2 separate regions of the Homo sapiens genome follow, and region 2 is linked to region 1. The links are chromatin contacts, found by Hi-C in ENCODE. All regions are on one chromosome and are shown on one strand. Each heading gives the region's core, a stretch centred on a gene start or an enhancer-like site at or near the end of the contact. The rest is flanking DNA. Distances are from core to core; before and after follow the strand shown.

Region 1 (4,331 bases), core at 1,708-4,207:
GTCCCTACATGCCTTTGTCCCAGTGCACCTTGCTCCTTCCATTTACTATCGAGATTTAAATGCCTGTTTTCTCCCCAGAGGTTGACGGATATATTCAGACGTTACGACACGGATCAGGACGGCTGGATTCAGGTGTCGTACGAACAGTACCTGTCCATGGTCTTCAGTATCGTATGACCCTGGCCTCTCGTGAAGAGCAGCACAACATGGAAAGAGCCAAAATGTCACAGTTCCTATCTGTGAGGGAATGGAGCACAGGTGCAGTTAGATGCTGTTCTTCCTTTAGATTTTGTCACGTGGGGACCCAGCTGTACATATGTGGATAAGCTGATTAATGGTTTTGCAACTGTAATAGTAGCTGTATCGTTCTAATGCAGACATTGGATTTGGTGACTGTCTCATTGTGCCATGAGGTAAATGTAATGTTTCAGGCATTCTGCTTGCAAAAAAATCTATCATGTGCTTTTCTAGATGTCTCTGGTTCTATAGTGCAAATGCTTTTATTAGCCAATAGGAATTTTAAAATAACATGGAACTTACACAAAAGGCTTTTCATGTGCCTTACTTTTTTAAAAAGGAGTTTATTGTATTCATTGGAATATGTGACGTAAGCAATAAAGGGAATGTTAGACGTGTGGTCTGCCTTCAGCTTTTCAAATCAAATAGGTCCAAGAACCAGGCCCCGTGCCCTGGTCCTCCAGACAGTCAGTGTCAGATGTTCTGGCTTGCCTGGGACCTCCCAGGGTACCGGGCACCTTCTGGAACATTGTCCAGCCCAGCGTGCACAGCTCTGCTTGTGAAAATCCAGAGGGACTGTCTCACCCTCTGTTCAGGAGGTTAAATTTCATAAGACTGCTCCTTTTGGATGAAGAAATCCAATTTGGTATAGCAGGTTGTGCATTTCCATCATTAATGATTTAGCCATGCTGTGCCCTGCAGTCTCTGCACGTGGCCTGCAGCGTTTGTCCACCCAGCGCATCCTGCTCACCTCGGTCCACTGCCAGCGCTGCCCGGTCCGCCTCCCTGCCTCACTGTGCAGCGCCGGCCCTCCTGGGTTGACACTCCCGAGGCCCAGCCTCATTCTCCAGACGCTTCCCTTCCACAGTGATGCGTCTGGTTTTGGGGCTGCAGCCTCTGGTCTCAGAAAGCCTGCTCCTTCCACCCAGTTGTGCACGACTTTTCTCTGTTCGTTTTGGTCTCTTGGGATCTGTTCAAACCTCTGCTCGGTGTGTTGAGGGGTGAGGGGCAGGGAGCATGGTTTCCTGGAAAAAGCCCCCAGTCTCTTAAGCTGGGCAGGTGTGCTGTGGGGGGTGGGGACTGGGGCTGCTTCTGTGCTCCAGATGAGACCTCCCCCACTGCCCAACTGCACTTGGCCTGGGGCCCTCTGGATACGAATCCCTCTGGAGCAGGCACTCCAGGCTCCCTGGGGATGGGAGGGGGAGGGATGTGGGCTTGGGGGTCTGGCTGCTCCCTCATGACCTCAGTCATGGGGATCCCAGGGCAGTCTCTGAGGATCCCCAGCAATCCACGCCGGGTGCCTCCCTAGACCTTGACACCCCCATGACTCTGCAGCAGATGACCCCAAGTTCTACTCCATGAGGTCAACTTCCTTGTCCAGGCCGCAAGCTCCCAATTCCATGAGGCCTTCCTCACCCAGGCCTCCACGGCCAGGCGCCCAGCGACTTCTCCCTCGCCTCATGGGCACCTGGACTCAGTGTCCAGTAGCTGCACCCACCCCACCCTGGGAGCTGCCCTCACTCCTCCTTCAGCCTTAGGCCTGTGAGGTCTCTGTGCTTGGGGTGAGGGCAGCTGCTGCGGCCACCCTGCAGCCCTCCCAGCCACGTCTCCAGGCCCTTGCCCGTGCTGTCCCCTGTGCAGTGGGCAACCCCCACCCCACACCTGCAGCTTCTCTGGCCTCTGGATTCCTACCTGGGTCAGGGAAGCCTGCTACTCTGGAGGAGCTGTCAGCCCTGGTGAGACACCTGCCCCCAGCACATGTCTCCATGGATGATACGGGCCAACAGTTGATACCAAGGCCGATGTGCTCATCCTGTGGATCAGCTGCCGGGGAAGGAATGTTGTGTGTGGCGGTTAGCTCCATACTCCTAGAAAGCAGGCGAAGGCCAGGTGAGACGGAGACTTTCATAGAGAAAAGGTCAGATTGTGGATGATTTTCCTTCCTTCCTTTTCACAGCAATGAGAGGTTCCTCTGATGGAGATAAAGTGTGTTTCTCAGGTCTCTGGTATGCTCAGGTGTGGCAGGTTCACAGGTGTGAGGTACACTCAGGTGTGTGGTGCAGGTACCCTCAGGTACTCTGCACGTGGCTGCCATGGGGGCTCCTGTTTGCAGGCAGCTCGGGGAGGCTGCCTTGGAGAGGGGCCTCCATGAAGACTCACAAGAACAAAAGCCGCTGAAAATTCCAGAGCAGAAGTTCTTCAGCAGAGGGTGAGGAGGGCGGTGGGGCCGCTGCACCACACGCTTGGAGGACCAGCAGGGGTAGAGCGCTGGACAAACGCATGTCAGGCCGGCCTGCTGGCAAAGGAACCCCTGGATGCAGAGAGCCTGTTGGGCTGGTGGGCTGTGGCTGTTGGGAGGGACATTTCCCCGGGGAGCTCCCAGCCATCAGAAGTCAAGGGAGGGAGGCGGTGAGGAGCCTCTCGAAGCAGAAGGTGTGGAGGGGGGACTCCCCTGCTCTCCTGGCCGGAGTCACTGATACAAAACTGGGGGTCCCTGGAGGGCAGTGAGCTCACGAGTTGTGGTGGATTCCTTGTGGAGGGGGTGCCAACCCGCAGGGAAGCAGGGCTGCCGTGCCCCCTGCCCAGCCACACTGCCAGCACAGACCCCATCCTCAGGCGCCTGCAGGGAGGCCACCCACGCCTTCCTGGGTGAGGGAAGCCCCTGAGCTAAACCTCACTGCACTCTGAGGCCCCAAGGGCCAGGCAGCTGCACACAGCCTGGGCCACGTGGGGGCAGTGCGGCTGCACCACGGAGCTCTCGGGAGCTGCTGACTGACCGGGAGGACCTGCCCGACACAGCCATGGGATTTATAGCCGCAGAGAGAAGACTACAGAGAGACGGGCCTTCGCCCTTTCAGCTCTCCCTTGTCAGGCAGGCTGTGCCCTGTGACCCTTCAGAGCCTGGGTTTGGGGGTGGAGGGGGTGGACAGCTGACCAGGTGCCTGGCGCAGGCCCAGTGTGGTGAGGCTGGGTCGCGGAGGCCAGGCCAGGCCAGCGGCCACGACCACCCACCAGGGACCCTCAGCGTCACGACCCCGGTCCCAAGACCCAAGACAGCAGGACATGGGGGCACAGCCATCTCTGGGGGCCTCTCCTTCCCCCCGCTCTGGGTCCTCAGTCATCAGTGCAGACATGGAGGTGCAGGTGCACGCCGTACACCCTCACCTGGGGCCCCTGGCCCATGCCTCCCCACCCTCCCTACCCTGATCTCCCCCCACAACCCTACACCTCCCCGGACAACCCTGCACCTCCCCCAACAGCCACCCTGCACCTCCCCGCCACAACCCTGCACCTCCCCCAACAACCCTTCAACTCCCCTCTCACCTTGCACCTGCCCCTCACCCTGCACCTCCCCCCATCCTGTACCTCCCCCCTTCACCCTCCACCTACTCCCAACCCTGCATCTCCCCCCAACCCTGCACCTCCCCACATCCTTCACCTCCCTCCTCACCTGGCACCTCCCCCCATCCTTTCCCTCCCCCAATCCTTCACCTCCCCCCTCCCTTCATCTCCCCCCTCACCCTCCACCTCCCCCCCGCACCCTGCACCTCCCACCCTTACCCTGCACCTCTCCCCATCTTTTACCTCCCTCCCACCCTGCATCTCCCCCCAACCCTGCACCTCCCCCCATCCTTTATTTCCCCCCACCCTGCATCTCCCCCCAACCCTGCACCTCCCCCCATCCTTTACCTCCCCCCACCCTGCATCTCCCCCCAACCCTGCACCTCCCCCAATCCTTCACCTCCCCCCTCACCCTCCACCTCCCCCCCTCACCCTGCGGCAAGCAGAGAGCTGACTCCAGCACAGTGAACTTGGAATGATGGAATGCACCCTGGAAGCAGCTCTGACGGGCGCCACCGTGACTGTGCCCAGCAGGGAGCTCCCTTGTGGTTTTTAACAAAAGACAAAATTCCCCAGGTCCTTCTCTGTGCTACAGGAGAAACTGGTGTGGGAGAGGGAACCCAGGCGTGACCAGGGAGAAACTGGTGTGGGAGAGAGAGGGAACCCAGGCGTGACCAGGGCTGCCCAAGCGGCTCCCTGTGAGGCATCAACGCTGGAGACACAGCAGTCATGGGGAACCCGGGGAACCCGGG
Region 2 (4,338 bases), core at 1,663-4,162, 440 kb after region 1:
ACCGTGCTCAGGGGAAACACGTCTCATCTATGAGTCTCCACTGTGCTCAGGGGAAACACCTCTCATCTATGAGCCTCCACCATGCTCAGGGGAAACATCTCTCGTCTATGAGCCTCCACCATGCTCAGGGGAAACACGTCTCATCTATGAGCCTCCACCGTGCTCAGGGGAAACACCTCTCGTCTATGAGCCTCCACCGTGCTCAGGGGAAACACCTCTCGCCTATGAGCCTCCACCACGCTCAGGGGAAAGACCTCTCATCTGTGAGCCTCCACCGTGATCAGGGGAAACACCTCTCATCCTTGTGCCTCCACCATGCTCAGGAGAAACACCTCTCGCCTGTGAGCCTCCACCATGCTCAGGGGAAAGACCTCTCGCCTGTGAGCCTCCACCGTGCTCAGGGAAACATCTCTCTTCCTTGCATCTCCACCGTGCTCAGGGGAAACACCTCTCGTCTATGAGCCTCCACCGTGCTCAGGGGAAACACCTCTCATCTGTGAGCCTCCACCATGCTCAGGGGAAACACCTCTCGTCCATCTGCGCTGGGTGCCCACTGCCCTTCCGTGGCCCCACCCTTGTGCTGGATGAGCCTCAGCCTGGGTGGAGAGAAGGCAGCCCAGCCCAGGACAGCGTGGTCAGGAGGCCTCAGCCAGCGTGGCCCCGCAAGTGCCCCCGGGGGGCCTCCAGGGACTTACTCTATGCGGATGAGCTTGTCCAGGGACGGCTGCACCACAGCCCCAGAGCCAGACAGGAGGCCGGGGCACGCAGGCACCAAGCGCCACCACATCAGGACAGGGACGTGGCCCCAAGAGGACCCTCCACCCTTTCAACACGAGGACCCCTGCCCACAGACCCCTCCCTTCCAAATTCCCCCAAGCCTGGCCCGTGCCGGCCATCCCCTCTGTGCCCCTCACCAATAATTCCGGCTTCCCACGCAGTTGTTGATCCATTTGCAGTGGTGGTCGAAGCCGGACACACACTTATTGCAGGAAATGCAGTGTTTGGTTTTCTTGTTCCTGGAGGGATGAATCGGGGAACGCCTGTCAGGCCCCAAGTGCGCAGGTTGGGGCAGGGCCAGAGGTCCATCACTGGAAGCCAGGTGCCTCGGAGGAACCAGCCCTGTGCGGCCTGGGGAGAGGGCGTCCAGCAGGGAATGGGAGGCTGGGGGAGGGTGTTGAGGCCTGTGGGGAGGAGGAGAAGCAGGGCAGCTGTGGGCAGAGGTAGCCACAGAGCAGGAGGAGCTGTGTCTGTGGCCGCCCTGAGCATAGACCCCCCGCCAGCCATCCTACACCAGCCTCACTCTGGGCCATGGCCCTGGAGGAGGCCGCGCCTGCCCCATGGTTCCAGGAGTTGAGGCCGGGGGCTTGGATCCCACCTGTGCCTACAGGGCCTCCCTTGCAGCTGACAACAGCCCTGTAGCCACCCCCTAGGCCATCACAGAGGCCTCCAGGGCCCCTGGAGACACTGGAACCCTTACCTCCCACTTTCCTAGGGGCTTGTCTTGAAACTCCCCAAGAAAGACAGTGCTCTCTTGCCCTGGGCCCTCAGGGGAGGGACCTCGTGCACAAAATCCACTGAGGACCAAACATGCCTGAGTGCTGCTGTGTTTCATTCCAGGGGAGCAGCGGGTCACCTGCAGGTGACAGACCCAGCCCTCCAGTCTCAGCCCTGCCTGCGGAGGAGTTGGGGCGGCCCGGCACCGCGCCCGGTTCACAGCGAGATGAGGGGCGATCCACCCGCAGCCACAGGGCCGGGCCCTGGAAGCTCCACTAGCATCAGCTGCGGCCATGGCACGGGCCCTGAGGGGCCAGCAGTGACCTGAGCACCAGGACCCTGGAGGTGACCCTGACACCTTGGGGCCTCGGCGAGGGCGGGCACTCACACGGTGACCTTGCACAGGTGGCAGAACTGATTCTGGATCACGTGTGCATGTTTTGATCTGTCGAAGAGGGGCATGGGCTGAGAATAGTTCTTCATGAGTCTGACATTGGAGTCGGCCGGGTCGATGCAGGACGCGATCAGGTGGACGACGAGGTGGAACGAGAAGATCCCCCCGGTCACCTGGCATGTCAAGGAAGAACCTGGCCCAGGGCCTGGTCAGCCTGGCATGAGGCGTCCCCGTGAGGCCCAAGGTCCCAGAAGAGGCGTGGCCACTGGTCAGCCCTGCTCACCCAGCCCTGCACACGTGAGCCCAGCTCACCCAGGCCTGGCCCTGCTCACATGGCCCTGCTTGTCCAGTCTTGCACACATGGCCCTATACACTTGGCCCTTCACACACAGCCCTGCTCACCCAGCCCCGTCCACTCGGCCCTGCACACACAGCCCTGCTCACCCAGGCCTAGAGAAGATGAGGCTACCCATCGGCCCTGCACACACAGCCCTGTGCCAGTCGGGGACCGGGAAGGCTGCCCCCATGCCCCTTTTGGTTCATCCCTGTTGGACACAGGGCAAATCCCCCACAGAATGTACCGCACCCCCAGAGGCTCAGTCAGCCCAGCCAAGCACAGTGACCCCAAAACCCTTTACAGCTTGAGGGACAGAGCAGGGCCACAGGAGGTACGCCCCAGGTGTAAACACAGCCGGATACAGCCCCAAAGGCCCTGGAGGAGCCTGGGTTCTTTCATACCAGAGACCCCTGAGCACTGGGAGAGAAGACAGCCTCAGACAGGAGGAGCAGGGGGAGGAGCGAGGGAGCTGCACAACCTACCCGCTCCCTCTAGACCCCAGACGGCTCACTGACGGACCCTCTCCCCGAGACTTGCTCAGGGAAACACCCCCTAGACTCATTCAGGGACCCCAGACTCATTCAGGGACTCCAGACTCTCTCAGGGAGCCCAGACTCACTCAGGGACCCTGGGCCTCTGTCTTGGGCCCTCTGGGCTCGGAGCCTGGCTGTGGGGGCACTGGGGAGAGGGTCCTTGTCCCCTGGAGCCAGGAGAAGCTGGGCTCCCCGTGACTGGAACGTCAGCTTCCGCCCTCAGATACTGGCTCCCTCCTCCTCTCACCCTGGGACAAACACAGACTCCCCATGGCAACCAAATAGAAGGGGTGGAGTGCGGGGCCCTCCCGTCACCCTGCCTGGCTCCTGGACCGCCTTCTAGCCATGAGTTCAGGGTTGACAGCCATCTCCACAGGGCAGCCCAGAGGCCCTCACAGTGTGGCCTAAGCTTGGCATGGAAACGCAGGCTGCCGGCCTGTGTCGCACAGCGCTGTCCTCCTTGGCCCCAGGGGTGAGGAAGAAGGTGCTGGCCATGTGCAAAAAGCCACGTAGGGATTTTAGCAGAAGGCTGCCAGCAGGGCGGGTCCTGCACCAGGCCAGGGGGCTGCTGTCCCTCCTGACAGAGCCCCTCTCTGGAGCCCCCTCAGGCAACGTTGGGACAGGTTCACTGCTGCTGGGCTCACCCTCAGCCTCGTCCTGGCACCACCTTGGGGCATGGGGTTAGGGTTTTTATGCAGCAGCCCTTCCCTGATGAGGGTCCCGTAAGAAGCGTGCTGCAATGCATGGGAAGCCTGAGTGTGAAGCTGGTTCCGACTGAAATGCAGACACAGGTGCCGAATCCCTCAGCAGGATGCACCGCACACCCTGCATCTTCCAGGCACTCACGTGGCCCCGGGCCCTGGGTGCCGGTGTGTGTGAGCTGGGGAGGAGACTCTGTGTGTGCAGACATGGCTGCAAGGAGGACAGGCGAGAATGATCTGGATGCCAAGGGGATGGGACTGGGGAGCTGCTGCCCAGGCCGGGGTGTGGTGGGAGCTAGGCAGTGCAGCAACGGGGCCAGCCAGGCCCTGGGGGACTCACATGGGGGCCAGGACTGGTCAGACACTTGCAGTGGCCAGTCTAATCCCACCATGGTAGAGGAGAGGTCTGCAGGGGCCCCACCGGACTTGGGAGTGGACTGAGGCTGCAGGGGCTGTAAAGGGTGTGGGTCAGCTGGGCCGGGCACAGGGCTCACTGTCCAGCTGGTGACACTGACATGACCGAGCCTGCATCCCGGCTGTTGTCCCCATGTACCCGCTCCCTGCAGGCTGAGCTGGGGACACTGCACTATTTATGTGGTCACCGGGGCAACAGGGAGCTCGTCTGGAGCCTTGGGACGCTATCGGTGGCAGCTGAGGACAATGAGATGAGGCAGGAAGCTGCACTGTGGCCCAGGGGAAGCCCCTTCCTCTGCAGAGCTGGAGCAGCACTTCCCTCACTGGAAACCAGTGGCAGGGAGGGTGGGGCCAGGCAGGGCCTCTGCACGAGCAGCAGGTGAAGCTCAGGCTGAGGATGCCCTCCCAGGCCCTTGGTCGCCACATCCGACTGCAGCCTCACATTCTCCGGGCTTCGCACAAAGA

The links. Hi-C counts contacts between places; a loop is a spot of excess contacts on that map. Pooled maps may share reads with other maps.
Region 2: a pooled map shows a loop between it and region 1 (4-fold over the local background). The contact joins two enhancer-like sites. A Hi-C loop is called at or near these places in 2 of 50 pooled maps.

What each region holds. Positions count from the first base shown.
Region 1 is chr5:314,339-318,669 of GRCh38, forward strand. All of the region lies in intron 3 of PDCD6-AHRR (PDCD6-AHRR readthrough (NMD candidate)), which reads left to right. PDCD6 (programmed cell death 6) reads left to right here. Exons shown (of 6, transcript NM_013232.4): 6 at 79-636. The coding sequence ends at 177. Among named protein-coding and RNA genes, the nearest start is that of AHRR, 5.2 kb to the right of the region's middle. RefSeq lists an enhancer at 4,179-4,331. Within about 2 kb of position 2,958, at least 2 of the 41 ENCODE cell types and tissues checked have a DNase peak (open chromatin) inside an H3K27ac peak, as active enhancers do.
Region 2 is chr5:754,084-758,421 of GRCh38, forward strand. ZDHHC11B (zDHHC palmitoyltransferase 11B (putative)) reads right to left here. Exons shown (of 14, transcript NM_001351303.2): 5 at 1,883-2,061; 6 at 915-1,016. Among named protein-coding and RNA genes, the nearest start is that of ZDHHC11B, 28 kb to the right of the region's middle. RefSeq lists enhancers at 50-129, 240-319, 340-389, 4,313-4,338. Within about 2 kb of position 2,913, at least 5 of the 41 ENCODE cell types and tissues checked have a DNase peak (open chromatin) inside an H3K27ac peak, as active enhancers do.